Linked DNA regions of Homo sapiens: region 2 is linked to region 1. A link is a loop called in an ENCODE intact Hi-C map of the cell type or tissue named here. Cell type or tissue: Calu3. All regions are shown on one strand.

The links. A loop is a pair of places that touch in the nucleus more often than their neighbours do. Peaks named below come from ENCODE experiments on the same cell type or tissue, not always from the same donor. Only the 100,000 strongest peaks of a DNase experiment are listed, where the experiment ranks them.
Region 2: a loop joins it to region 1, with 2.6 times the contacts of the local background. A loop is called at or near these places in 5 of 110 quality-filtered maps.

Annotation. Positions count from the first base shown.
Region 1 is chr5:59,216,315-59,218,814 of GRCh38, forward strand. The region is part of intron 1 of PDE4D (phosphodiesterase 4D); the gene reads right to left. Among named protein-coding and RNA genes, the nearest start is that of PDE4D-AS1, 180 kb to the left of the region's middle. In Calu3, no CTCF peak of the experiment used is centred here; no DNase peak of the experiment used is centred here.
Region 2 is chr5:59,347,469-59,349,968 of GRCh38, forward strand. All of the region lies in intron 1 of PDE4D (phosphodiesterase 4D), which reads right to left. Among named protein-coding and RNA genes, the nearest start is that of PDE4D-AS1, 310 kb to the left of the region's middle. In Calu3, no CTCF peak of the experiment used is centred here; a DNase peak (open chromatin) is centred at 953.

The sequences.
Region 1 (2,500 bases):
ATTCGATTCAACAAATACCCATTTTGTGCCTAATGCTGTTCTCCCAAACCTGGGCTTCTCCCTCCACACTCCTACCCTATAACATCCATCCAAGCATTAATTTCTATTGTACCCACTTCCTTCCATCCCTACTACCAATATTTTAAATTCAGGTCTCCATCAAATTTCACCTATATTATTATAACAACCTTTATATTAGTGTCTTGAATCCATTTTCCAGTGTCATTCTTCAGTTTAAAACCCTTCAGTAACTTACCATTGCTCTCAGGATGAAGTCAAAATTTCTTTGCCAGACTGCCAGTCTAACCATCTGCTCTCAATTGCAATTAGTTGCCCCCAGCCTCAACTTGCCATCCTCAGCTATTGGGTACTTCTTGCTCAACTCATATTGAGGCACTATCTCCTTCTCACAGGCCATCACCACCTCACCTCCTGCTCCCCTAAATAATCAAATCCCCTTTCCCCTGCCTAACTGTCACTCATCCTTGAGACTTAGCCTGCACCTGAAAGGCTACCCTGGTACATCAGAGCTTTATGAAAGGCCCTTTCTCTACGCTCCCAAGACACTTTCCCACTCCCTAATGACAGAATTTACAATGAATTGAAAATGTTTTTCACCCGGTCTCCATTCCTAGATTGTGAGCTCTCTACAAATGGAGACTCAGCGTATTCTTGGCACATTGAAAACTGTGCCCAAGTGTCTTGAGTAAATGATTAAATGAATAAAAGGCACTGTGCTCAGCAATACATATTTTAGAGCTGGGAAAAAATCTACACACACAGTTCTTAACGTCATAGTCCTTATAATCTAGATAAACTTTCCACAAAGAACCTTTCTAGTGAAACATCAACCAGTATTAAAATAAAGTCAACTTTCATGTGTTCTTAGGAGAGGAGGGTGATAGCTTATGATAGCCCAGCAGGTGTGTGGTTTTAAAGAAAAACTTGTTGAAAGAATAAATAAACATGTGAATTCAAGTTTTGCTGTCATTAATATTTTCCCCATTAGAATCTTTATTCAAACTATTAACTAGCTCATTTTAAAACATTCCTTTATTTTCTTTATCGGAGTCATTAATAAATAGAGTTATGACTCTAAGATTGGAAGATGTTTCATGGATCACTTTTGAATCTGTGATCAAATAACAGTGGCTCCGAAATAATCCATCAAATAAACAGAAGAGGGAAAACTCATTATCTTGAGCAGCTGTAAATATGTTTTTCCAACTTAAAATTTTCTTAGAATTGTGTCTCTTTATAGATATATTTATTTGGTTCAGGAAGGACAATGAGAGATTGTCAAGTCGAACAGACTCACTTTACAGACGAGGATACCAGGTCCTAGAAAAGTTAATTGACCAGTCACTGAGCTAACTGCATTGAATCATCGATTGTTCCTAAAGTCCTTCCAGCTCTACTGCATGATTATATAAACCACAAATATATGTGGCACCCAAACAGGGGACATCTGTTTCACCAGAATAGGATAGGCACATATGTATGTGAAACCTTGTCAATTCCCAGGAAGGCTGGAAGGGGAGGATGGTCTCTAATCATTCAATAGACATACATTAGGGATCTTTGGCAAACTCTCCTTGGATATGCTTAAATAGGCATTTATTAAGCACTTAATATGAGTGCATTAAGATACAAAAATAAAGGATGAATGACTAACTCAGGCTGGGATATCTGAGAAGTTTTCATGAAGAGTAGTATTTAAGAAGGTTTTTGAAGGTATTTAGTACACAACTGGAAGACATTAAAAACTTCTAAATAGTGGGGGTTTGGCAAAGTAGATTTCTCTTCTAAGAAGATAGTCATGGCAGCTTTTCAGCATGAGGAGGACCTAGTAATGTGAATGCCTGTAGAAATGTTTATGTTTATTTCCCTTTAATATCAAGATATTCTTATTGCTACACTTTAAAAAAGAAAATACCCCCTCCTTCCTGTGCATGAACAGAAATGTAAGAGATACAGAAGTGTGAGTTTTGGTTTAGTTTTTTTCAGTTCAACTGAGTAAACACCAAATTTGTATAAATCAGTAATTTTTTCTTTAATTATAATTTTTCCAATTAAATCAAGCAAGTCTTAACACTCCACTATAAGTTTTGAAACAAATATTGCTAAATACCTTAAGTCATTTAGATAGTTATGATATTTTTAAATCTTACAACTTTTAAGCCATAATATTAGCACTAAAACCAAAACATTTATTAATAGGTCAGGAAGTGCTTGATATGAGATATTCTAGGGGCTTTAATATTTTTCTTTGTATACTGTAATATAAAAATTTGTCCACTAGATGGAGATCATTTTCTTAAACAAGGAAACTATTTTCTACTGAAGGGTTAAATAACCTTAAAGGCCTAAATTATTTCTTAGGAACTCATGAAAATAACCCTTTAAATGACATCCAAAAAACAAAGTTCACAATGTATACTAAGTAATTATCAATATTGATAAAATTACATTAATCTAATATTAGTATTAGCTTTACAAA
Region 2 (2,500 bases), 130 kb after region 1:
ATAAAAAATTAATCTCACAGTTATTCTTAGCTTAAGGTGTTTATGTTTTGTAGGCAGACACAGACACATATTTCAAACAAAACAAGGTTCCTACTATAGGACTATTACTACTGCTACCGATTTTTAACTTCCATTTTTCTTTGCTTTAGTATTTTCTACGTATAAAAAGTTTTGAGATAGTGTGAAACAATGTAATAGAAAGTATATTGTAAACTGCTCCTCTTCCCCCTACATCTTCTTTTCATCTTCCTCCTTGTTTTACTTTCCCTCACTGTATTTTTATAATAACAAAGAAGCAAAGGTAAATTCACTCAAGAGACTGGAGACTGAAAACAAGTCAGTAATGAGGTCAATATTTATATGGTTCCATTGACCTTGTGCAGTTCTGAGTTTCAGGCCTAGAACTACAAATGTACTCACAGATGTATGGAATGGATATGCTTGAACTTATATGCAAATAAATTATCAATTTCTTTGTAAAGGTTTCCCTGGCTTCCCCAAGCAGAACCTCTCATCTCAGTCTCTATTTATTTTATTTATTGTTAACTTGTTTATTTTCTGTCTTTCTCTACCAGAATGTAAACTTGATGAAAGCAGAGACCGCATCCATTTTGTCCCTCACTACATTCTGTTACATTTTTAGGAGTATTTATAAGTCAGTTGTTAATACCCAACAGTTATTAAAAATTAAATTACATAAAAATTTTTAACTATAATTAAACAAATTATATTAAAAACAATGGAAATAAGTATTCAAAACTCATAACTTCTGAATGATTTGGCTACATTTTGTATTATTATGTTTTTGGGGCAACTTATATCTACTGTATCTATATGATAGAAACACTGTATAGAGTACTATGTCTATGTATCTCTTGCCAACTCCACATTTAGTGACCTCTGCTGTTTGAAATGGGCAGGTGAGAGAATTTTTTGGCACAGAAATCAGCAAATACTACAAATAGTGCCCTTCCCCTCCCCCATAGAGAGCTGGTTGTGAACATTTACCACCTGAAGGAATAATCTTTTACATTCTGTTCTGTTCATTTTTGAATGTTTAATTCATTGTCATAACAATTTTAGGGTTTTGTTTTTATAGAGTTTATTTCTTTAGCTCAACACAAAGCTTATCTTTTTAAAGCTTCACTTCAAAGCTTTTTTTTTTTTTTTGGAATGTGGCTTACATACTTGTCCCCTTTGAACTGTCCTTTGCATTTGATTGGCTTAACATAATTACAGTAATATATATTTACTCTATTCACAATCCATCTTTCCTCTTTATCATTTTAGTTTTTCTCTTCCAAATTTACACTATTACCAGCTAATGAATTATATAATTTGAGCCATGTGCCATGGCTCATGCCTGTAATCCCAGCACTTTAGGAGGCTGAGGTGGGAGGATAACTTGAGGCCAAGTATTTGAGACAAACCCGGGCAAAACAGACTCTAAAATATATATTTTTTAAGCCAGGAATGGTAGGGTGCACCTGTAGTCCTAGCTACCCAGGAGGCTGTGGCTGGAGGATCCCTTGAGCCTAGGAGTTTGAGGCTGCAATGAGTGATGATCATGCCACTGTACTCCAGCCTAGATGACAGAGTGAGACCCTGCCTCTAAAATAAGTAAATAAAATAATACATTCAGACAAGTTTTAAAGTAGCATATAGTATTCTTCCTTTGCCAATGGATTTTTCCTTTGCTCTGATTCAACTCTGTGTGCTTATATAACCCAGCCTTACGGAAAATCAGACACCTCTCTTCAGACCCTTGTTGAAATTAAAAAGGCTTGTCAATTATAGTTTGAAAGTAGAAAAAATAATGGAAGTTAGGAGGAGGGAGAGCCAAGGTAGAAGGTGGGTATATGACTGTGGCAAAGAACATGATAGAAGCTGAGGCCTCCAGAACAAGGAGTACCAAGGTAAAGTGTATAGAATTGAATGCTTCCTCTTTTGTAAGAAGTATTCCTTATTTGCTCTGCCCAGATCAGACAGGCTTTGATCCAGCTGCTCAGTCAAGGTACTGTCTCTTAAAATCACTTGATGGGGGCTCATCCACTTCATGACTTAAGGACAAATGGCACTCGTTGAAAATCATAAAATCAACATTATGAAAATAAATAGTATAAATTTTATAAACTACTAATTAAGCATAAATATTCATACCTATTACCCATTCAAAAATGGTATAGTTTTAACTATAGTGAAAACCATTAACACACTGATGATCAGAAATATCCACAGCATGATTATAAACCCTTGGCAGTTTGGAGTGTCTTTTCTTCTTTTGTCACCTTGATTTTTTTGTACATCTCCTGGCATTCCACATTTGCCAGAGCTCTGTGCTGGTCCGTAGCCTGCAGGCCACCTTATAAAACCAATACCTTTATATTTATTGCAGAGTTTGTAATCTTTCTGCCTGTGGTTGTTCCATGTGCTGTCATGATAATACAGAAAACACTCAAACTGTATCTCCCCTCTCTATCTCTGTTTCTAGTCTACATTG